Linked DNA regions of Mus musculus: regions 2 and 3 are each linked to region 1. The links are chromatin loops, found by intact Hi-C in ENCODE. Cell type or tissue: left cerebral cortex. All regions are shown on one strand. Region 1 holds the start of Tmem134 (transmembrane protein 134). Region 2 holds the start of Tbc1d10c (TBC1 domain family, member 10c). Region 3 holds the start of Rad9a (RAD9 checkpoint clamp component A).

Region 1 (8,000 bases):
GAGCTTGTGCCTTACTTCCCAAGCCAGGATGCTAGCAACACTTGCTTTGCTGGGTCGAGGAGAAGCTAGCGATAGGTGCCACCACTGCCTGGCCTGAAGTGGTGCCAGCAAGGAGCAGCTCTGTGTCCTAAACTCAAACACCTAGAGATGGAGATTAGATTTCTGGCCAGGAGACCTGGATGGCTGGGAGTTTTGACCTTCCTGGAGAAGGAAGGGAAGAGGACCTAGGGAGGCAGCCATGGTTAGTCTTCATGGCCCCATGTTGATCCCAACTCTGGATGCTCTGGGACACTGCATCTCAGTCCCATAAAGAAGACGGAAATACGTGGCTGTTAAATCTGCCTACGCTGGACCTCAGTTTCCTTCACTGAACAATGTGATGTGGAGAAAGGTCCTGGTCTGATCACAGACCACAGCTGATACCTGGCCTCAGGGACACTAGTATCCCCAGCACCTGGCCTGCCTTCATGAACAGGTTCTGGATGCTGCTCACCGCTCTAAGGTGAAAACCACGGACCTGTCAATAGTCAGCACAGAATCAATGGAAACTGTTACCTCTCCATCCTCTGGTGGCCTAACTCATCCTCAGGCTGAGTTAAAACAAACAAACAAACAAAACCACCCAAACAACTGGGGCGGGGGTGTGCAGGCAGCATGTATCTTTAATCCTAGCTTTTGGGAGGCAGAGGCAGGACCTCTGAGTTTGAGCCATCCCCGTATACATAGCAAGCTCTAAAACAGTCAGGGCTACACAGAGAAACCCTGCCTAGAAAAAAACAATAAATAAATTAATAATTAAATAAATAAGAAAGTAGGGCTGGAGAGATGATTCAGCTATTAAGAGTGTTGACTGCTCTACCAAAGGTCCTGAGTTCAAATCCCAGCAACCACATAGTGGCTCAACCATCCGTAATGAGATCTGATGCTGTCTTCTGGGGTGTCTGAAGACAGCTACAGTGTACTTACATATAATAAATAAATAAACCTTTAAAAACAAAACAGAACAACAACAACAAACCAAAAAACAAAAACCAAGGTAAGCTGGGCATAATGGCATATAACTCTAATTCCAGAGCATGGGGAGTGGGGGTAGAATGGTCAAGTGTCCAAGATCATACCTCATTGTCTGGGCTATGTCTCAAAACGACTTAAAAAGGGGGTAAGGAACTGGAGAGATGGCTCAGGGTTAGGAGCACATATTACTCTTGCAGAGGACCCAGAGTTGGTTCCCAGCACCCACACAGTGGCTCTTAACCCTCTGCAACTCCAGCTCCAGGGATCCAATTCCCTTTTCTGACCTCCTTGGACACTGCTCACACATGGCACATCTACATACACATAAAACAAAAATATGAGAAAAATAATTTTTAGAAACTTCAAAAAAAGACTGGGTGGTTGTGGTGGTGGTGGACGCCTTTAATCCTAGTACTAGGGAGGCAGAGGCAGGCAGATCTCTGTGAGTTCCAGACCAGCCTGGTCTAGATAGTGAGTTCCAGGAGAGCCAGGACTACACAGAGAAACTCCTGTCTCAAACAACAACAACACAAAAACAAACAAACAAACAAAAAAATAGAGAAAAATTAAAAAAAAAAAAAAAAAGGAAATACTTAAAAAAGTACTGAACCAGGTTCCATTTTTTTCCCTCCCTTTGTGACTCTGGCCAGATGATCAGGAGAGTGGGGCTAATCCCCTCACAGCCCTGTATGCTCAGTACCAACAGGGAGGCCTAGGGTGCTAAGGTGCTTCAGAGCCTGCTCATAGGAGGGAGGAAGTTTTAGGTCCTTAGGACACTCACCTAGCCCCAACAGCAGAAGCAGGAAGGAGGCCAGCACTACCCGGCGGTTTTTCTGGATCAAAGGATGTTGGGTCCAGCTGGGTGGCAGGAGAGCAAGACGGAGGTCAAGGAGGTGAAGCAGGCAGGGAGCTGGGGCTGGCTGGCAGGCAGAAGCAGAAGGTACTTGGAAGCTGAACCCCAAGTGAGGAGGCTCTCACCTGCAGCAGGCGTTGTAGGAGCGCTGTGTGCTGCTGCTGATGGTGCTGAAGGACCACTGCGAGCTGCGGACAGACATGTGCCCAGAATCCCTGAAGGACAGAAGGATGGTGAGGGGGCAGGGAAGATAAAGAGAGGGACAGAAGCTGAGAGATAAACTCAAGGTGTATCTAGGGACTGAGGTTAACCCCTGCAGGATAGAGGGTCCAGAAGGAGGTCAAGGGTAGGGGGTGAAAAGGAATTACAGAATAGAGTGTGTGTTAAGAGGAATGAAAGAGGGTGGGGACTGGATTAAACTGAGGATTCCTAGAAGACAGAAAGCCTGGCATTGATAAGGTGGAGGACCGGGGCACTGGGGTAAGGTGACCCAGCTGGACAGCAGATCCCATGAGAGAAGCAGGGCTAGGAATCCCTGTAAGACAGGTAAGTGCATCTGGTTGGGACTGGGCAGGTCCTTGCAGACAGGAGCCTGAGACACGGGGCCTGGGATAAGAAGGGTGGGTCCCCACCTGGCCCTGACCTGGTGCTGACTCCCCCATCCGGCTCCGGAGAGGCCTGGGCTCCGTCCTCATCATTTTCCAGGTTCTGTTACAGGACATAAGGTTCAGATAAGCTTCAGGAATGGGCCTTTCCACTGCCCTCTGGGGGGAGGAGAAAGGCAGCCTGACAGCTTCTGCCTGGCACATCTGGCAGCTGCTCTCCTGCCTCTCCCTGCCCTCCCAGCGGAACCGGTTTGATGATTCAGAAACCAAAACCTGGGTAGGAAGTAGGTGGCTGTTGGGGGCTTCAGCACAGAATCCAGCAGGGGTGGGCTGCCAGCATGGATCCCAGGAGCAGGTGACCACTCAAATGAGGCTCTCAGGATTTTTCAGGGACCCAACATAGAGACTTTGGATTTGGTATAGCATAGCACAGGCCTCTGGGTCTTACGTCCTAAAGAACGATAGGGTTGGGGGAAGCTACCTGAGACAATGATTTATGGTGTGGTTTAGTATGAAGAGATGGGCAAACACATCATGTGTGGGGACCTCCACTTTTAGGGTGATTCTCAAAGCAGAGGGGATGCGGAGGCTCCATAGGTCACGTGATCTGGGGCTCAAGGGATGCTGTAAATATCGACAAGGTCTGGTTCAGATTGGAAGTACTCCCCAAACTCCTCGGAGTGATATTGGGGTGTCAGTCTTCAAGACAGGTGGGTTCTACACTGTTGCTAAGGCCTGGGTTCCTAGTCCGAGTTTCCGGCTCTCCACAGCTGCACTGGAACCGAACTCAGAGCTCAGAGGGCAAGGACATAAATCTGGATGAGCAGACACGTCTAGGGGACAATTTTCCGCTCCGCTGGGGTCTCTAGGCAGAGGCTCCGGAGTTAGAATTCTCCGGGGCCCGGCCTGGGGTTCCGCCCTATCCTGGACAAGAGGGTGAGACGAGCAGGGCCGTTCACCTGGTAGCGTAGCCGGGACTGCTTGTCTTCATCAGCCACCTCGAACCGAGCCCGGCGTTCGAAGTGCAGCGGCCCGAAGCGGGCGACCCCGCTGGACTCGGGCTCAGGCCCCGCGTCCTCCAGGGTCAGCTCGAAGGCATCATCGATGCTAAACTGGGGGCCGGGCGGCGCTCATGGCCCCCGCCGGCCTAGGCGCCCAGCGCCGCCGCCATTTGAGCCCGCCACGGCCCCGCCCACCAAACAGGGCCCGCCCTCACAGGGCCCGCCCCGTCTCCCTGGGAGCGAAGATCTGCCCTCTACAACCGCCCCGCCCTTGCCCGCTCCTCCTCTGCAGGCCTGAGCAGCAGAATGCAGAGTTGCTTCGGGATCGCGTCAGAGTCTCGCGGGTAGCGGGACTCGCGGCGCCCCCCAGAGGTTCCCTTGGTGAGCGACAGCCCCGGCTGTGACCAGGACCGATCTAAGCTTGTGCTTGTAAGGGAGGGGGGAGGGGAGGAGGGGGGACGGAGGGACGGGGTGTGTGTGGTGTGTGTGTGTGTGTGTGTGACGGGGTGTGTGTGGTGTGTGTGTGTGTGTGTGTGTGTGTGTGTGTGTGACGGGGTGTGTGTGGTGTGTGTGTGTGTGTGTGTGTGTGGTTGCTTTCTCTGCCCAGGGGTGTGAGGTGTGTGTGTGGTTGCGTGGTGTGTGTGTGTGTGTGTGTGTGTGTGTGTGTGGTTGCTTTCTCTGCCCAGGGGTGTGAGGTGTGTGTGTGGTTGCTTTCTCTGCCCAGCAGCTCAAACCTCATGAGGTAGCCTGGATTCCAGTCCGCACTCCAGTGCCATAGAAACTCTTGGACCTGTTCCTCCATCCTACTCACCACAGCTTCCAATGGAGGGGTGTCCTTGTCATTTTTCAGATGTGGACACTGAGGCTCAGAGCTTATATTGTTTTCTCCAATTCAGAATACATGGGGCAGCTAAAGTGATTAAAAAACAATCTTTCTAGCACTGAGTCTGCATTCCCTTCTATCTTTTTTTCTTTTTTTTTTTTGGTTTTCTTGGAAGAGGAGCTCCCTATTTAGCTCACTCTGGCCTTGAATTCCTGATCTTTTTGCCTTAGCTTTTATAGTACTGCTTTCTCTTCAGTGCTCAGGAGTGTTTGGAACTGAATAGATGTATAAATAATAGTAAATATCGGTGGCAGTTTGTCAAAGTGCTACGTCTGAAATTTGAACCCATATCTTTCTAGCTTACAAAGTGTTTGCCCTCCTCCACGTCCAACCGCCCTCACATTTTATGATCTCCCATAAAGAACTGAGTCAACCCAACTTCTCATTTTATGGTTAAAGAGGCTCCTCTCTAGTTGTGGTCATTCATTCCCCCCCCCCCATTCCCTCCATCCCCATCTTCCTCCCCTCCCCTTCTTCTCCCAAGACCTGGCCTCACTGAGTTTCAACCCAGCCTGGCTCTTACGTGGCATTGTCTTCTGTATGGATGTGTTTGCAGTGTACAAACATGGGCTCCTGTATCAAGTGCATTCTGTTGTTTACATTTTTCCATTTTTCCACTCAGTGCTAATGGTTTCCACATGCATCTTGTTTGCTGTTTCTATGAGCTGTAGGCGTGGTACCATTTGGGCTTCCAACACTCAGCTCCGCAGCAGTCAGGCTGAGGTTGGCCTCATGCACACATCACTGTTGTCTCCTGTGAATGGTGGGAGGCCTCCTTTTCCAGCAGGTGGATGTCCAGGTTGTAGGGAGTGTACCTTGGCGATTTCCTGAATTGTGGTGAGGTGACACCTACCCTGAGGCTTCTGGCTTTCTCTCAGACCCGGTGGTTCTGATGGACACAAGCAGATGCTTCTCTCTGTCCTTGTCTCCTTTGCTGGCTGGTGAGGTCTTTCTGACACTGACATCTTCCTTTGTGGCTCTTACCAGGATGGAAATCACTATATGGACAAGCTAGAGGTCTCCTGCCTTGGCCTAATAATGGGATTACAGGCTTACCACTATACATGGTTTCTTTCTTCCTTCTTGCTTCCCCTTTTTCTTCCTTCCTTTCTTCCTCTGTCACACCCTTCCCTCCTTTTCCTTTTTTCTCCTCCCTCCTGCCTTTCCATATGTATTTAATTATTTTCTTTTTGTGTGTGCACAGGAGTCTGTGTGAGCATGCAGATGCATGGCGCATCTGTAGGTCAGAGAACTTTTTTTGGGGGGGGGGGTTGAGACAGGGTTTCTCTGTGTAGCCCTGGCTGTCCAGGAACTCACTCTGTAGACCAGGCTGGCCTTGAACTCAAAAATCCACCTGCTTCTGCCTCCCGAGTGCTGGGATTAAAGGCATGCGCCACCACGCCCGGCTCAGGTCAGAGAACTTAATGGGAGTAGGCACTTTTTGTCCACCATGTGGACTCAGGCGTCTAACTCAGATGGTCTGTTTGAGGCAAATGCCTTTATCAAGCCCTCCCTTTTCTGTTCCCTCTGCCCTTCTCTTTAATATTTATGTGTATGAGTGTTTTGCCTGCATGCATGCCAGTGCCTGGGTCCTGTAGAGGTCAGAAGATCCCCTGGAACTGGAGTTACAGATAATTGTGAGTGGCCAAGTGGGGGCTGGGGACCAAACCCCAGTTGTCTGGAACAGCAACACTCTATACCATGGAGCCATCCTTCAACCCTGTCTCAAGGACTTTCCCCATTGAGTTGTCTCATTGAGGAATAAGTCGATCTCAAGTATTCCAGTCTTACATTGTTGGGAGAAATCCTACTTGCTCTTTAGTCTGTCTTTCTCATCTTGCATTTTTTTTTTTTTTGCCTGTATGAAACAAAATTTGTTCTTGAAGTAGAATACAGATAACATTACCTGGCCTTCCTCACAGTTTCAAACTGCACAGTTCAGTTATGAATTCATAGTATTGTGTGGCCAGTCAGTCTGTAGAGCTTTGTAATGTTGTAAAATAGAAACTCAGTCCTTCCTTAAAAAACAACTTCCCCATTCCCACTGCACCGTTCTACTTTCTGTCTCTGAGCTGTCTATGTAGACACTTCAGTAAGTGTGATCATACAGTATTATTTTTCAATGTGCATGTTTGCCTGCATGTATGTTTGTGCATTACAGATATGCCTGGTGCCCACAGAGGCCACAAGAACACGTATTGTCTTCTGGAACTGGACTCACAGAAGGTTATGAATTGCTATGTGGGTGTGGAGAATGGAACTTACATTCTCTAAAGAAGTACAGTGCTCTTAACTGCTGAGTCATCACTCCAGGCCATACGCTATTTTTTTCGTGACTGATATTTCACTGAGAATACTGATAGGATTATGTAGTGTATTAAATTAGCTTAATTTGTGTGTGTGTGTATGCTAGAGAAAGAACCCAGGACCTCTCAAATGCTAGGCAAATGTTCCAACACTGAGCTACACTCTCAGTCCCTAGCTTAACATTTTATTTATTATTATTGTTGTTGTTATTGTTGTTATCATTAGTTTTTCAAGACAGGGTTTCTCTTGCTGTCTTGGAACTCCCTCTGTAGGCCAATCTGAACTTGAACTCAGAGATCCACCTGCCTTTGCCTCCCAAGTGCTGGGGTTAAAGGCGTGTACCACAACAACCTGGATAATATGTTATTATTTTTATCTATCTACATCTTTCATGCTCTGGTGTATACTTATCAGCCATATCGGTCAGCTTTCCTTCTGTTGTACTTTCTGCAAGATGAGTACAGCAGACTACTTAGCTCGCCTGTAAGCTCTCTGTGTTGATAGAAAACAAACCCAAGCATGTTTCCTCTTCCCTTCAGAAAGTCCCCTCTCTGAGGACTTTTTTTTTTTAAGATTTATTTATTTATTTATTATATAAGTACACTGTAGCTATCTTCAGACACACCAGAAGTGGGCATCAGATCTCATTACAGATGGTTGTGAGCCACCATGTGGTTGCTGGGATTTGAACTCATGATCTCTGGAAGAGCAGTCAGTGCCCTTAACTGCTGAGCCATCTCTCCAGCCCCTCAAGACTTTTTGCTGGAAAGTGAAGCAGTCAGAGTATGTGACTTGGGGCTCAGGGGAAAGAAAATAATCTTCCTGGTTATGATATAAGGGATGAAGACACTACAGAGAAGTATGTGTCACCACACCGGGTTTCCTTCCTTTTTTTTCTTAAGACAAGTGAATCTAGAGTCCAGAATCTAGATGTTATAACTTATGCTAAAGTATGCAAAATAAAAGGGCCAAAGGGGCCGGGCGGTGGTGGCGCACGCCTTTAATCCCAGCACTTGGGAGGCAGAGGCAGGCGGATTTCTGAGTTTGAGGCCAGCCTGGTCTACAAAGTGAGTTCCAGGACAGCCAGGGCTACACAGAGAAACCCTGCCTCTAAAAAACAAAACAAAGCAAAACAAAAAAGGCCCAAAGGGAATACACAGGTGAAGCGGTGTTTTTCGTTTTTCATTTTTCTAACTGAAGTGCCGATAATAGGGCATCTACAACTTAAATGGAGTGGCACACAGCTAGGAGAGCTGCAACCCCTATAAAGCCAACTAAGCACAACTGGCAGGGGAGGGACAACCAAAGGCCCGCCCCTAAGCAGGCTCAGGCTCCGC
Region 2 (8,000 bases), 67 kb before region 1:
TCCGGGGCACAGCCTTCCACATCCCTCCCACCTGTCTCCCTGGCCTCCCATGACCTTGCCCCCACCTCAGAGGAGGAAGCTGAGCCCAGTACAGTGCCTGGGACTCCCCCACCCAAGAAGGTAAAAGCTGGATGTTGGGATAGGAACTGAGGGAGGGAGGGAAGGAAGGAAGGAAGCAGCTTCCAAGACTAACTGGGCTCTCTCTATTCTCTTTCCAGTTTCGTTCACTGTTCTTTGGCTCCATCCTGGCCCCTGTACACTCCCCGCAGGGTCCCAACCCTGTGCTGGCTGAAGACAGTGATGGTGAAGGGTGAATTTGAGAAATTAAAGTCTGTGTTCAAAGGCTCACGGACCAGAAGCAGGCCCGCCCACTGAGTTGGGCGTCAGTCCTTAGACATGGACATGGAAATGGAAAAAGGCATACCCCACTTGGCTGTCTGCTGCAGAGCTGCCTAGGAACCATGTTTGGTCTGTGTTCTGTATTTATTCAGCCTATACCAATCATGTCTCTGGTGCCCACCTGTCACCTGACAGATCCCTCATCCTTTACTTTGAGGCTCTAGAATACAAATTCTGGCCAAAGCCAGAAACTTAGCTTCCTCAGTCTCCTGCCTCTAAAACAGGAAGATCAGTATTGAACACCCTCTGCCAATCATGAACTCCCCGCCAGACCCTCCTGTGGGCCAAAGGAACTGTTTCTCTTTCCTAACACTTGGGCCTTGGCCTAGAATCCTAATAGCCTCTGGACCTGATTGTGTGTCACTGGTGTTGCCCTGGCTGGGCCCATGTTCAGCCACTCAGTCTGCCCTCCCAGGTGGCTTTGTACCAAAGAACTGCTGGCCCACTGTCTGGGACGGGACAAGAGAGACAGAGGCTATGGTGAGAATCCAGCTTTGACCTTTATTCAAGAGACCAGATGGGTTGCCCCAGGATCTGGCTGCCAGCCATGCAAGGCTGGAGACCCACAATCTGGTCTGCCATTGCCCTGAGCTGCAGCCTTGGCCCCAGGATTCCACTTGCAGCCACCACAGGTGCTGGTGGGAGGGAGCCCTGGGAGATTAGATGCTGCTATTGATTCTTTAAAAAATAAAGGAAAGACACTTAACGCTGTGTGTTCCCCGTGACGGGTGGGCCTGAGAGGCCAGTGTGACCCATGGCAGCATGATTTCTGTACAAACGATCTGGGGCAGAAGGGCAGCACATGGAGGCTATTTCTTGGCTTTGGCAGAATTGCGGGGTGGAGTGATGGGCCGGCCTCCGGGGTTCAGGCCGCTGAACTGCCCATACTTGCCCTTATTCTTATCAGCGGGCTTGAGGATCTGGAAGAGAAAACACTCATCAGGGTCCTGGGGTTGAGCCAGGCGTCTATTGGGCAGCCTCTTCCCCACACCCACCTGGAAGGAACACATGAGGGTCTCATCCACACTCATCATGGCACCAGCATTGTCAAACTCTCCACAGTAGTTGGGAGCTGAGAAGAGTGTCACCAACTGTCTCTTGGCAAAGAACTCATAGCCATCTTCTACAACCTGGGCCAGGGCAGGAACGGTTTAGTCTGTAAGTTAGGCACCCCACCCCCACCCCCAGCCCGCCCCAGGCCACCAGCCCACCTGATGTGCTCTGCAGATGAGGTCCAAATCATGCTTGTGCAGGAACTTGGCTACCACCTCAGCCCCAAAGGTAAAGGAGACACCACGGTCATTCTCGCCCCAGCCTTGAACATCCTTGTCAGGGTCAGACCACAGGAGATCACACAGTAGGCCCTGGTCAGGCACGTCTGTGGGCCGCATAATACGCCTAATCTGCTCCATGGATTGCAAGTCTGGAGACAGGCCTGGGGGTGGTGGAGTGGGAATAGTGTTCCTTAAACCAAGTGCTGTCCTGTGCCCAGCTCTGGGGTGGGACAGCTCCACTGTTCCCACCGCTAATCTGGGCTCCTTAAGTTCAGGGAGACAGAATCCATTACTTCCCCACTGGCCCCATTTCTCTGTGGCCTTGGCTGTCCTGGAACTCACTTTATATGACACCACCACTTAGAAGTACAGATAGCAGACCTCGGGGGTGGGGGGGCAGAAGGAGATTAATGAGTTGACTACAGGATGCCTCATGCCACAACAGGAAAGAGTGCAACCAAACTGGTGGGTGGAGCATGCCTTTAATCCCATCACTTGGGAGTCAGAGATAGGCAGGAGCTCTAGTGAGTTCAAGGCCAACCAGGTCTACAAAGTGAGTTCCAGGACTGTCAGGGTTTTACCCAGAAAGCCAGTCTCAAAAACAAACGGGGGTGTGGTAATCTCCCCTAATAAGCGATATCCAAGATGAGATTCAAGGAGCGCTATTCCAGGGAACTGAGAAGAGTTCTGTTAACTTTACAAGGCCCCTAAGGATGTGGCCCAAGAACCCAAGCACAGACCCACAACCACTCTCACCCCCGTGGCAGCAGAAGATCTTCTCATCCACAATGGCTGCAATGGGCAGGCAGTTGAAGCAGTCAGTGAACGTCTTCCACAGTTTGATGTTGTATCTTCTCTTGCCTGCGCAAAAGGAAGCGGCTCATAGGGAAGACTACACCCCCAACCCCCAACCCCAGTCTAGGTTTCTGTGCACCCATCCAGGGACAAAGCTGAGAAAAAAAGACCGAAAAGCAAAGAAAGCTTACATTCTTCTCTTTGCTCTACCCTCATCTACCTTCCAGAATTCCAACACCTGAACTCGTCTGGCCCAACCATGATGGTGGTACCCACTCTGGTCCCATGGATGAGGCCAAACCAGGAGTGGGTCTGTTTTATTCATACAGGCATCCTAAATGTTTACTAAGGAATGTACTAGAAGGGGGTGTCATCAGGCAGGGCTGTGGCTTTAGCAAATGGGCAGCCCTGCATGTACATCCATTCACCAGGCCCCTCCTGAGCGCCAAGGACGACAGACGTGTTGCTGGGGCCCTACAGGGCTCATCATTGGGGGTCTTTTGGCACTAGACCAATGTAGGGGGCCCATGAAGAGCAGGGAATGTAGTTCTGGGCAGACAGCAACATTCAAAGCACTTACATTCATCATAGAAGCCATAAATGCGGTTGATGCTGGCACACTCATGGTTCCCACGAAGTAGAAAGAAATTCTCCGGGTATCTGATCTTATAGGCCAGCAACAGGCAGATGGTCTCCAAAGACTGCTTGCCCCGATCTACATAATCCCCCAAGAAGAGGTAGTTGCTCTCTGGAGGGAAGCCACCATACTCAAACAGCCGTAGAAGGTCATAGTACTGGCCATGGATGTCACCTGGGAACCAGAGAAAACTAGGTAGGTGCAAGATGTAAACTTGACCCCAGGGCCAGCAATAGGTTAAAGGGTGGAGGAACACGGTTAATGGGGCACGAGTAGGGGCTATTTTCAGGAAGCAAAAGGGTTCTGTGCAAGGATTTACCACAGATCTTGAGGGGCGCCTCAAGCTCCAGAAGAATGGGCTGGCTCAGGAAAATCTCCCGGGATTTGAGGCACAGACCACGGATCTCGTTCTCTGTCAGCTGCACGTTCTTCCCAGGCCGTGAGCCCTGCACTGAGTACGGAATAGGGTCTTGGGACCCTGACCTCGCAGACCGGACGAGGGTAGGTGTCGCGCCCCCCTAACAGGGGCAACTGTTGCAAGTGAGCCCCCACCCCCTCACCCCGAAACCTTTGCGTCAGGCCTTCAAAGGCAAGATCCGACCCCTTAGCCACCCGGAGGGCCTCCAGAGAAACGCCTGTGCTCAGCAGCCTGTCAGCCGAAGCTTCCTCGCTTCGGGATCCCTTCCCAGCTAGCTTCGCAGGAGCCTCACCCTGAGTCCCGGGCACTCGTGCACCCCCGGCCTCTGAGCGCGCTCCAAAGCCCAGGCGCCCGCGGGGGGGGGGGGTGCCGTGGCCATGGATCCTCACGGCCTGTCCCCGCCCAAGCGACGCTAGCCCCCGGGAGCGGCGGGCCGCCCGCGCGCCACTTCCAGACGGCGAGGGGCCCGGGCTCGGCGCGAGCGCACCTTCCCTACCCCTGCCCACCTTCCAGCAGGCGCCCGATGATGGAGTCCAGGTTGAGCTTCTCGCTGTCGGACATGGCGGCGCCGCCGCTCCGGCCCACCAGCTCCGGGCCCTCTCCTGCCTCCCGCCCTCTTACAGCCTCCTTCCGGCCTGGCTCTCCTTCCGCCCTCCCCAGCCCGCCCCCGGCCCGCCGCCCCTCCTCTTCGGTCGACCGCCCCGCCCCGCCCTGCCGCGTCCGTAGTTCCCCGCTCTCTAGCGCCTCCCCTGGACGGGAAGCTCCGCAGCCCGAGAGGGCCTCGGGCGAGCGGGCGGGGCTGGCAGGGGTGGTGAGCCGGGGTTCGGTAGGGCGGGGTTAGGTCGGCTCCACCCTGGAGGAATCGCCCTGCCGCGTTCAGATGAGTTAGGGCCGGAAGTACTGTAGGAATTGTTTTTCTCTTTCCAAGTCTCTCCCACCCCAGCCCTGCGTGGGACTGTGGTATGAGCATGTTAATCGCTGACTTCTCAAACACTAAATAAATTCCTCGAAGTGCAGAAAAAGAAACTAAGGCTTAATGATACTGAGAGTGGGCTCCAGACCTCCGGAGCCTCACATTCACCTCCATCTTTATGGCCAGACCCATGAACACCTGCTACTGAACTCTAAGCAGTGTTTTGGTCCAGGTTGCCTTGGTGCCTGCTACGTCCATTTTTTTTCCATAAGTGATGTAATACGTTGTATCTCGTTCATGTTGTAAGTCCTTTGTAGAGTACTTGGACTTGTCTAGCATGTGCAAGGCCTGAGGTTCCAGCTCCGGCTCTGGAAGGAACATTAAAGTAGGCTTGGTGTCGTAAACCTATAATTCCAGTGCCTGAAATTCCTGCACTCAGGAGTCTGGACACAGGAGGATCAGAAGTTCAGGGTCATCTCCTGTCTGGGCTACATAAGACCCTGTTCTCACACTACCCCTTCACTCTCAAAACAAAACAAAACAAAAAACCCGGGGCAGGGGGTTGGAGGGGTGGGATGACATTAAAGGATAATTATTATTGGAACCATAAATTGGTTTTACTTGGTAAAACTGAAGGTGGCCTGTCATCTTCAATTTGGGCCAGCCAGGGAATCAATACACCCAGCATCCTCTGGATGGGAGGAGGTCGTGGCTCTGGCACTAGGGCAAGCAGGAAGAACCTCACAGAGGAAGGGGGGAGTCCCCCCACCAGGGAGGGGCCCCCAGCAAGCTGCTGAGCTGAGACTGAGGAGGAAGTGAGAAGAAGAGGTGAGGTGCAGCAAGGAGGTGAGCCGGGCTGCTGGGGTAGGGGCCAGGCTTGGGGCTGGGGCTCTGCACAGAGACTTGGTCTCAGGGTCTACCCGACTCCCCAGCAAAAGAGGGGGCTTAGTCCCCTGTGACTGAGGACTGGTGGCTGGAATCCCCAGCCTGAGTCTGGCTGTTCACACTGGCTCTCTGTATGTCTTGCAGCCTGTGACACTGGGGTCCAGGGCAGAATGGCCCAGGCCCTGGGAGAGGACTTGTTATCAGAACTACAGGATGATTCTAGCTCCCTAGGGTCTGACTCAGAGCTGAGTGGGCCCAGTCCATATCGCCAGGCTGACCGTTATGGCTTCATTGGGGGCAACTCAGGTGAACTGAGGTGAGTGAGGCATGGGTAGGGGAGAGAGTAGGGTCCAGAGACTGAGGACACTAGCCCAAAACTCAGCTGCTGGTGTCACTGCTCGGTTCCGCGTGGTGGGGTGGGGGTGGGGGTGGGGTGTGCTTTATCTCTTTATCCTCTGACGATCTGTACCTTCCCCTAAAGCTGAACATCCTTTCCCTTTTAACCTCTGGTCCAAGAACCCCAGATGGAAATTTGGATGTCTTCTCTTCTCCAGGTTTCCCTTACACAGTTAATCACAGACAGAAACTTGACACATCGCACAGCAGATCAGAAAAAGAAGCAGATTCAGACTCAGGACTTCAGGCTTCCAGTCCAGGGCACTATCCACCCAGCTTCCCCTATGAGTTAGCTCTGTCTCTGTTTTAGGGGACAGCCAAATAGACCTACCCTAAATACCTCCTCATCCCATTAGTCTTTCCAGCTTCTATCCCTTTATTCCTGTTTGTTTGTTTGTTTGTTTGTTTGTTTGTTTCAAGACAGGGTTTCTCTGTATAGCCCTGGCTGTCCTGGAACTCACTCTGTAGACCAGGCTGGCCTCGAACTCAGAAATCTGCCTGCCTCTGCCTCCCGAGTGCTGGGATTAAAGTGCTCCACCACGCCTGGCCAGTTTCTATCCCTATTGAAACCCAAATCCCCTTCCTTTACCTTTGATACTGTGTCTGTTGTGTGCCTCCAGGCTTTGTCAACCCTCTGCAGACCTCATCCGCCAGCGAGAGATGAAATGGGTGGAAATGACCTTACACTGGGAGAAGACCATGTCCCGACGATACAAGAAGGTAAGGAAAAAGAGGTGTACATACACTGGTTCCCAAAGTTCTCAATCCCCCTGCTTCTGCTTCCCAAGTGGACTCTTGACCAAAGAAAAGCTGTGCTTAGAGCTGGGCAATGGTGGCGCACACCTTTAATCCTAACACTTGGGAGGCAGAGGCAGGCGGATTTCTGAGTTAAAGGCCAGCCTGGTCTACAGAGTGAGTTCCAGGACAGCCAGGGCTATAAAGAGAAACCCTGTATCCAAAAACCAAAAAAAGAAAGGAAGGAAGGAAAAGACCGAAAGAAAGAAGCAAGCAAGCTGTGCCTGAGAGCAAGAGAGCAGAAGAAACCCTAATGCATCTGACCTCACCCACAGGTAAAGATCCAGTGCCGCAAGGGCATCCCCTCAGCCCTGCGTGCCCGGTGTTGGCCCCTCCTGTGTGGGGCCCGGATGTGTCAGAAGAACAACCCTGGCACCTACCAGGTAAGAAAGTTGGCAGGATCTTTACTACCCCTTCTCAGAGCTCCCTGCCACCTGACCCTCCATATCTCCCTTCCTCCCACCAACAGGAGCTGGCAGCAGCCCCCGGGGACCCGCAGTGGATGGAGACCATTGGCAGAGACTTGCACCGTCAGTTTCCTCTGCATGAGATGTTTGTGTCACCCCAGGGACACGGGTACGAGGCCAGGGATACCCACGCTCCTCATGCTAGATTCTTTAGTTCTACTTTTACATCCTTGGACGAGGGAGACTCTGGCCTGGGCAGAGGCCACAGAGGGCAGGCAGGGGGATGCCTGGGAGGCTAGCCTTAATGAGCTCTTTTGGCACAGGCAGCAGGGGCTGCTGCAGGTTCTCAAGGCCTACACCCTGTACCGGCCAGAGCAGGGATACTGCCAGGCTCAGGGACCTGTAGCTGCTGTGCTGCTCATGCATCTACCCCCAGAGGTGAGTGACCTTGACCCTGCTCTGAGACCCTCAACCCCTAGTGATCTGAGACACCCCCCCCCAACCCCAGGTACTGGACCTCAGAAATATGTGTTCCTTTACTTCAGGCACTGTTCTTTGTCCAAAGCCTCATGTCCACCAATCTCAGTAACCATTAAGTCTGTTATTCTTTTTTTTTTTTTTTAAATCTGTTATGCTTGATCTTGACTTTTACCGCAGTGATCTAGGAGTCTGGAACATTTTCCCTTTAACATTTTGCATGTTGACCCTGAACTCTGTACTAAGGCCAGGCTTGCCAGGAGCACCCCTCGCATTGGCTTTCCCTATCTTCTCATTTGTGGCACTGGGGATCTGGAGCGTTACGGCCTTGGCCCTGGGTGGGCGTGGGGGGAACCTAAATGACCTTAGGATTCTGGGTTATAAACTCTGAAAGCCTCCCAACTTTTGCCTTGTGGCCCTCAAATAAAGAACCCCAGGCCCTGGGATTTCCAACTTCTCACCTCCAGGATAGGGCAGGCTCTGAGCAGGGTGGAAGTGGCATGAATGCAGGCCCCTGTGCCTGTCCCCATCCCTCCTCCCACTCTGTGGACAATTCCTTAATGAGTACTCACAGGCCTGTGCCCTGCCCTCAGGAGGCCTTCTG
Region 3 (8,000 bases), 79 kb before region 1:
CCTGGTCCATGAGGCCCTGAGTCTGGTCCCCAGCACTGCAGACAAACAAACAGAGTCAACAACATAACAACAGTGAGGAACACAGTTCATCCCGCACTGAGGAGGCAGAGGCACTGTGTGTGAGTCAGGGCTCTCAGAGCCTTCCTGTCCCAGAACAGAACAGTGATAGTGAAACAGGGGCTGAGGGCATGGCGAGGCTTGAGGGTCAAGGGCGACCCCCCTGACTGGTCAGAGAGAATTGCATGGCCAACAGAAGAGTATAGAGCTGGGAGGAACTGGTACCCATGTCTGTGCAGTCCTGTTACCTCCCAAAGGCTTCCCGAAACAGCTGCTGAGTCAAATGTAGACCTAGACACAGCCTGCCTTCCAGGGCCACATGGAAAGGTGACTTTAATACTGACTAGACATGTGGGCAGCTTGCTAGGATGCTTCAGCGCAGACCAGAGTGCCCGGAACCAGCCTTTCCTCAACCTCTGACCCAACAAGGACTCTGGACAGATCGATCCATCAGGGGGTTTGTTATCAGAAATTCCAGACTGGGATTTGCAGTGGCTGAGCATGCACAAGCAGGGTTCTGAGTTCTATCCTCTGCACTGGGTAGAGTGGAGGCCCAGATCCACCAGCTACAAGTGACCCTCTCCACCTCACAAAATCCTCAGAGTTGTGGTGAGGCTCACATGAAACAGTGAAGCAAAGGCTTTGCAAATTGCAGAGCTCCAAGGAGATTCAAGAATCCTCTAGTCTCCCACATGCCGCTGCTGCTTACTTACCTGCCTGGAAGTGCAAAAAAAAAAAAAAAAAAAAATTAATTAATTACACATTAAAAATTAAATCCTCCCCACGGACAGTCTCACACAGCCCACCTGAGGCGGGTGCTATTGCAGGTGCCACCTTATCACATGGGAATCCAAAGCACAAATTGTACAACTTGCTTAAGATCATAGAGGCAGGCAACTTAGCTCTAAAGCAACCCTGCTTTTAATCTGTGATCCTTCCCCATTCTGTCTCTATATCCTGAAAGCTCCTTCATGTCCACAAGAAAACCTTGGAATGACACCTTTTTTGCCTTGTTTCCTCTTATGGGACCTAAAATAAGACAGGAATCAAGACTGGTACCCACAGATGCATGCTTGACCCAGGGTCAGGCCAGCCACCCTGGATTTGCCCTGGGATCTGGGACTGGATGTGGTGTCTGTCTCCCTCTGCTGGTCCCATAGGGGGACAGCCTGGCCAACCTGCTTTCCCTAGAGCTGGTTGATGTCCATGTCTCCCCAGCGGTGGCTGGTTAAGTGTAGGGAACATTCAGGAGACAGGGGACTCGGGCCATATCCTGGTCCACAGAAACTCTGTCACCTTCTGGAATTCCTGTGGCAATGGTATTGTCTTTAACAGGACCCCCAAGGGGTGGTCTTTAGGGAGGTCAGGTTGCCTCCCTGATGCCTGCCCAGGGGGCCCCCAAACAGCCTCTTTTCCCTTCTAACTCATGAATGGAGCTGTCATCCGTGGATTTATCTAAACCTTTTGTGAAGCTATTTATATTTCCAACCGGGACCACATCTTGGGGTAATGAGTTCCATCGCTGTCCTCCCCTGCTGGGTGAAGCATGCTGCCTTTGATTTGTCCTAAACTTACCTCACTTGCACTCCAAGGGGGCCCTGTAACTCCAGCATGCCAGGTTTTGGTGAACAAGCTGAGCTTCCCCCTTTCCATCCCCCTGTGGGTTTGAAAAATTCCATTCCTTCTTCCCTCTACCTCCAGCCCTGCAGACTGAAAAGTCCTGGTCCCTCGTGTGTGCACTGTGTCTGTGTGTCTAGAGTGTGGCCATATCTTTATCCCATGGGAACCTCCAGAAGACCCTGAAAGACATAAGCACTACCATCCTGCCTGCTCTGGGGGCTCAGGACCAGCGAAAACCCAGAATGGAAGGACCACATAGTGGCTCAAAAGAGCAGCAGCCTGCTTTCTTAGCTGCTCTCAAGGGCTGCTTCTTCCTCCTGTCCCAGACACAGTCATAGAAGGTTCTCCAGCCTGTGGGCTCCATGCCTTTCTCTGTACCTTCTCCTGGGGAGACTTTCCTCCAGGATCCCTTCATCCTGGACTAATCTGATGGTCTGCTCTGTTGCCCTCTCTGATTCTTAGGCTACAGTAAGGATGGACTACACAGTTTGAGCAGATAGGATACCATCATTGCAATAGCAGATTGAAAGAGCTTTGTACACATGAACTAAATAAACTTTCACGGTAGCTCATCAAAGGAGTGACCCTGAGTACCTCCAGTCTATACATTAGAAAATTCAGACTTTAAGAGCACCAGCCTAGCTGGGCAGTGGTGGCGCACGCCTTTAATCCCAGCACTTGGGAGGTAGAGGCAGGCGGATTTCTGAGTTCGAGGCCAGCCTGGTCTACAGCGTGAGTTCCAGGACAGCCAGGGCTACACAGAGAAACCCCACCTCTAAGAAGAAGAAAAAACCCACCAGCCTAATGCCCATTTTCACACAACTTTGGATGGAGCCAGAATTCAAGTCTTGCAAAGGTTCTGAATCTTTGTTCTTCACTTATTCAGCATAGATTCATCAAACTAATGGTACGTGCCAAACATCGCTCTGATTGATGGGGCAGATGCCAGGTAACAAGAAACCCTGGGCAGGGCTTGGCAGCGGGGGCTGGCAGCACCTGGTGTGCTACACGTGCGTCACAGGCAGGCCAAATGGTGTTCTCCCTTCCTAGTGCCCCAACATCTCAGAGCTGCCATGTCTACTTGGTTACCCCAGAGTAAGCACACAAATGCCGTATCTACAGCCTATACCAAGACAAACCCAGGTGAACCCCAACTCTCCAAACTCTTCTGCACTTCTGCTATTTACGCCAGTTTGTCAAAACTCCCACGTGACAGCATATTCCCAGAGCCATAGATTCCTGCCTTTCCCCAAGGTGCAGCTTCACAATGACTTGTAGTGCCTTGTTCTTTGTCAGCTGCCCTGTGTGACCCTCCCAACCCAGCCCCAGAGCCGTGGCTCTCACTTTGTAGCTCCCTTCCTCAGGTCTTCAGGCAAATGCCCTACCTGGACATGCTGTTCTAGAGGAGGCTCTCTTCTCCCAGCATTCCCCTCCCCTCTCCTCTCCCAGTATCCTTTTGTCCTCCCTGTAGCACCTACACACCATACTCGGAGATCAGGGAGCTTTATCTTGTCTCTGTTCCAAACTTGGAAAATTGCACCCAATGTGTGCTGTATGTGTTGATGCAGTGGATGGCTGAGCACCAAGTCCCAGCTTTGGGCTCCCTGTGATGTGATTCAGCCCTAAACAGCTAGGGGGAAGTGGTTCTAGAAGGAATTGGGTCCCGGCAAGAGGATGCCTCTGAGGGTTTGCAGTGGCAGCCACCCTTCATCACCGTCCCAGATACACTTACATTTACACAAAGCAAATGAACCTTTGTAGGAAGCTGCCTCCAACATGGGGTGAGGTGAACACCGTAAGTTTGGGGGTTGAATCCTGAGGTCATCCCATCATCTCTTGCAACTGCATTTGAGGGAAAAATGGAGGTGCAGAGGGGCCTTGGCCTGCTCCAGGCCATCTGTGCACAGAGCTGGACTCACATTTTGCTCTACTTTCAGGATGGACCCAAGCCCTCTTTGGGTGATCCATCTCCCACTCAACATAATAACGTCTCCCGTGGGTCCCAGCTCCCTCCCCCTCTTACTGTGCTTGTGGGTAAACTTGCATGACTGGATGTGCTAACTGCAAGACAGAATGGTGGATTGGAAAGCTCCATACTAGACTCACAACCCAGGAATGGGGCAGGGAACAGACCCTAGAAGAGTTTGTCTGCAAGGATTACACCCCAGGGAAACCCTTCAGGATCTTAAGTGTCAGGTTGGAGGGAGTCTGGGCGAGCATCCTGTTCCTTACCTTCCGCAGTCCAGTGTACTACAGGTTTCTGGCATTGAGTGAGAAAACAGGAGGGTGATCACTCTAAAGTATCCTTTCTCCTTCTCCTAGTATATACGACCTCATATACACTAGAATAGCACCTTAACACCCAGTATGTCAGGGACAGAACAGGTCAATCAGCAGCCGTCTCCTTTGCTTCCAGGGAGCCTTCTGTCTTCCAGGGAGCCTCGCCTTCTGTCTCCTGTTGAGACAGCCTGGCTGCTCAGGCAGGGGACAGGGGAGGAAGTGGAGGATGTTTTAAGATCTCACCCAGTCCTGGGTAGGGTGGGAGGATATCTTAAGAAGAAGAAACAGGAAGCACTGGGGATTTGCTTGCTTGCTTGCTTGTTTTTGAGACAGGGTTTCTCTGTGTAGCTCTGGCTGCCCAGGAACTCCCTCACTCTGTAGACCCCTCTGCCTCTCCTGGGATTAAATTAGTGCCCCACCAGGCCTGGTTTAACCCAGGGCTTTTGAATGTTAGATATGTGTTCTACTCAGATTTACACTCCAGCCCTTTATTTTTTCTTACATCTATTATTAGTGTGTGTGAGATTGGCAGCCCTTCCGTGGAGTGCTTGTGGGCGTCAGCGGGCAGCTTTCGGGGTTCTTCCTGTTGGGCCCGCTGCTGGCTGCGGAGCTCCTGTCCTCAGGCCGCACAGAAGCAGCTTATGCCCCCCCCCCCACCCGCCTGGCTCGCCTTGAACGTTCTCTGTCATCTCAATAGGCCTTGAATTTTCAATCTTTCCACCCCAGCCCTCCAAGAACCTGAGATTACAAACCTGTGCGAACATGGGCTAAGCATGGGAGAGTAGAGTTATCAGGAGAGGGGGTGCTGTGGGCAGAGGTGGAGGGTGGAGCAGCCTGGTTAAACTGTGCCACATACTTAACTTTTTCCTTTCCTTCCTTCCTTCCTTTCTTTCTTTCTTTCTTTCTTTCTTTCTTTCTTTCTTTCTTTCTTTCTTTCTTTCTTTCTTTCTAAAAAGATGTATTTCTTTTATTTATATGGGTGCTCTATCTGTACTGCATGCCAGAAGAGGGCATCAGATCACCATGTGGTTGCTAAGAATTGAACTCAGGTCCTCCGGAAGAGCAGCCAGTGCTCTTAACCACTGAGCCATCTCTCTAGGCCCTCCTTTTTCTATTTTTTTGAGACAGGGTCTTGCTATATAGCCCAGGCTGGCCTCTCAAGTTCTCGAGTCGCTAGTGGTAGGATTATAGGCATGAGCCACCATACCTGGCTCAACACCTATTTATTGATCCTAGGCTGGGTGGGAAGTACACAGAGCAATAAACAAAACAGAAGCAGTTCCTGCCCACATGCAGCAGCCACAACAGCAGGAAGCACAAATATTAAACACAGAGGAAACTGGGACACACCATGGCTCAAAGCCTAGGGTTTTCTCTGCTGAGGGAACCTTTGCTGTTGAGCCCAGGAAGAGAAGTCAGCATGGGAGAAGCAGGCTACAGCCTTGGAAGCAGCCAGAGTGGCCGCTAAGAGCCTGGCAGGGCTATGGAGATAGGTGATCATGTGGGGTAGGAGACAGTGAAGACCTCTGTGGGACCTGGATCCTCAAAGTTCCTGATCAAGAGACTGGACTTTGCCAGGAGAGTTAAGCCCACCGGGGGGGGGGGGGGGGGCGGGTCACTGAGGACTGTGTCTGGACAGTGAAAGGAGGACAGTGGAGACAGAAGGAGGGCCACTTTGCCATCTGTTTGGGAAATGAAGCAGCCAGAATCCACCGAAGACGTGAGCAAGTGAGGAGGAGAGGATGCTGGTAATCCCCTAACTCCCAGTCTAACAGAGAACTGGACACCTCTGCGTTGTATGCAGCTTGCCTTGGATGTGGAAAGGGAAAGCCGCCTCCTCCCCGGAGGCTCTAGGAAAGAAGCACTTGGAGAGGGAGAGGAGCCTAGAAAAACAAAGAGGGGCTAGGTAACAAACACACCCTCCCCACTACCCACAGGCCCGCAGGGGGATGGGCAAGGGTTGCTCTAGGCATTTGAACTACCTCCCAGAGCAAGGTGAATGCGTCCCAGCTGAAAATCTTCATCCTTCCACACTGTCTGGGTAATTGGTAAAATGTACATAAACCAAACCCCGCGTAGTACTTAAGCCTTCCCAGGGCTTCCCAGTTCATCCCTTCAGCTCTGCCTCCCCACCCCTTACCGCACAAGGCTCGGGACACCCCATTCACCCATATTCGCCTACCCCCATTGTGCTTCTGCTTCTGCCCCTCCTTCTGACAAGTCCATCCTTCCACCCTTTTCTGTCCCAGAACCTTCTCATCTTTCCATGTATTTACGAAGGTCAGTGAAGGATCCTGAAAGCAAAATGAACAGCCCCTTCTCATCGCTCTTGAAGCGAGTTACGTTTTTTGAGGGGAGCTGGTGGTTGCTGCCACAACAGAATCCCCAGCCCAGATTGAGCGCGGACTATCTTGATTTGACCCTGTAACCCCACACACTAAAGTTAGCGACCCGGGAGGGTCTACACTTCCCACGTTAGGGCTCTGGTCCAGAGCTCGATCCTTGGTGCAGACACCTTGCTCCTCCATCTAGTATGCCCTTCACCTATGCCCAGTGCAGCCCAGTGGAGCTGCAGAGCTCTGCAGGGTGTGCAGGGCTCGGGTTCGGGTGGGAGAATCAGACCTGAGGAAGGACACAGGAGCAAGCCCTCCGCAGTCACGTGACCCGGGCCACACCCAATGAACCGACTAGATCACGTGACACCGAGCTTAGGAACGTTTTTCTCACGTGACGGAGAAACCCCGGGTGAACCAATAAGGAAGCGGAGGCCAGGCCGGCAGCGGGGAGGGGACGGTGCGCGGGAAGGGAACTTTAGGCAGTCGTAGTAGCTGCTGGGACTCATTATATGTCCTATCCCGTCCCGGTTCGTGTGCAAAACAAGCTCGATTTTTGTGCTTATGTACTATGAAGTGCCTGATCACCGGGGGCAACGTGAAGGGTAAGTTTGGACCTACCTTGCAGCAGACCACGTGAGCAAGCCCCAGGAGTCCCCCTAACCACTTTCTGTTCTCCTCCCCGCAGTGCTGGGCAAGGCTGTCCATTCGCTATCCCGAATCGGGGACGAGCTCTATCTGGAACCCTTGAAGGACGGGGTAAGGGACTGGGACGCAGGGATGGGGGCGGATTCAATGGTGAATGGGGAGCCTAGGCTTGGTGTTCATTCGGCCTTACAGGGATGGTGGACAGATATTCCGGCGCAGTTTATTATCTCTTGGGTTGTTCGGACATCGGCTTGGGCCCAGTCTTCTGAGGCTGCATGTCTATACAGAGGGTACTTGCTCTTCCTAGAACGCCTAGTGGCAGGCAAGGTGGGGCTAAAGTAACTTAAGGGAAAAGCAATTTTGCCTGCTTTTTGTGTCTCAGCTCTCCCTACGGACTGTGAACTCGTCCCGTTCTGCCTATGCCTGCTTCCTTTTTGCCCCACTCTTCTTCCAGCAGTACCAGGCGGCTTCCCCTGGTCAGGACCTGCTGCGCTGTAAGATCCTGATGAAGGTAAGGGCCACCTGAAGCAGCTCCACAGCTGTGCCTCTGTGCCAGGTACTCAGTAAATGATGAGTTTGACTAGGGAGTTAGTCTCATATGGGAGCTATTCCATGCAACATGCAGTGAGGTAAAGATGTTTAGACCGTAGAGGGCTATCTAAGATCTGTGGAGAGGGTGGTGACATTGGTCAAGAAAAGGTTAGTGGCCCTTCCCAGCAAAGAGACCAGCATGGGCAAGGCAGCATGGGAGTGTGCAGACACCACAGCTTTGTGGGGCCAGTGATGGGGCCAGGGCCTACATGGGATGTAGAGCTGGGCCGTGGAAGCAGTGTGCCAGACTGATGTCCTACCCTGCCCAGGCCTTCCTGTCCGTCTTCCGCTCTCTGGCAATTGTGGAGAAGTCTGTGGAGAAGTGCTGTATCTCCCTCAGTGGCAGCCACAGCCACCTGGTGGTCCAGCTCCACTGCAAGTATGGTGAGCAAGCGGCCTGCCCAAAGAGTTCCTCTGTGGGTGTGGAGGCAGTGGCAGTGGAGGTTGCCAAGCCCTGAGACCATTTCCCTT

Evidence for each region. Peaks named below come from ENCODE experiments on the same cell type or tissue, not always from the same donor. Only the 100,000 strongest peaks of a DNase experiment are listed, where the experiment ranks them.
Region 2: it touches region 1 in a loop (2.4-fold over the local background); 12 of 42 quality-filtered maps call a loop at or near these places.
Region 3: it touches region 1 in a loop (2.3-fold over the local background); 11 of 42 quality-filtered maps call a loop at or near these places.

The regions. Positions count from the first base shown.
Region 1 is chr19:4,121,632-4,129,631 of GRCm38, reverse strand. It overlaps Tmem134 (transmembrane protein 134), which reads right to left and starts at 3,672. Exons shown (of 8, transcript NM_001078649.1): 1 at 3,592-3,672; 2 at 3,432-3,590; 3 at 2,511-2,575; 4 at 1,993-2,082; 5 at 1,796-1,872. The coding sequence starts at 3,606. It also overlaps a transcript of Aip not described here. In left cerebral cortex, a CTCF peak has its summit at 3,824 (motif pointing left); DNase peaks (open chromatin) are centred at 2,738, 3,121, 3,769 and 4,207; H3K4me3 peaks cover 2,040 bases; H3K27ac peaks cover 2,096 bases.
Region 2 is chr19:4,188,301-4,196,300 of GRCm38, reverse strand. Tbc1d10c (TBC1 domain family, member 10c) reads left to right here and starts at 5,254. Exons shown (of 10, transcript NM_178650.3): 1 at 5,254-5,282; 2 at 5,466-5,637; 3 at 6,338-6,437; 4 at 6,788-6,895; 5 at 6,982-7,088; 6 at 7,243-7,357; 7 at 7,990-8,000. The coding sequence starts at 5,492. It overlaps Ppp1ca (protein phosphatase 1 catalytic subunit alpha), which reads right to left and starts at 4,127. Exons shown (of 7, transcript NM_031868.2): 1 at 4,030-4,127; 2 at 3,425-3,556; 3 at 3,049-3,279; 4 at 2,430-2,534; 5 at 1,611-1,834; 6 at 1,395-1,529; 7 at 882-1,319. The coding sequence starts at 4,084. The coding sequence ends at 1,209. Rad9a (RAD9 checkpoint clamp component A) reads left to right here. Exons shown (of 11, transcript NM_011237.2): 10 at 1-120; 11 at 219-1,103. The coding sequence ends at 314. In left cerebral cortex, a CTCF peak has its summit at 4,273; DNase peaks (open chromatin) are centred at 3,489 and 4,238; H3K4me3 peaks cover 2,239 bases; H3K27ac peaks cover 1,940 bases.
Region 3 is chr19:4,200,378-4,208,377 of GRCm38, reverse strand. It overlaps Rad9a (RAD9 checkpoint clamp component A), which reads left to right and starts at 6,775. Exons shown (of 11, transcript NM_011237.2): 1 at 6,775-6,895; 2 at 6,979-7,049; 3 at 7,321-7,449; 4 at 7,799-7,913. The coding sequence starts at 6,862. It overlaps Gm30082 (a long non-coding RNA gene), which reads right to left and starts at 6,670. Exons shown (of 4, transcript XR_388289.3): 1 at 6,580-6,670; 2 at 6,140-6,251; 3 at 5,940-5,994; 4 at 5,138-5,840. LOC102631992 (a long non-coding RNA gene) reads left to right here. Exons shown (of 4, transcript XR_003952884.1): 4 at 1-3,129. In left cerebral cortex, CTCF peaks have their summits at 1,195 (motif pointing left), 3,311, 4,968 (motif pointing right) and 6,550; DNase peaks (open chromatin) are centred at 4,484, 5,832, 6,022, 6,666 and 3 more places; H3K4me3 peaks cover 1,955 bases; H3K27ac peaks cover 3,685 bases.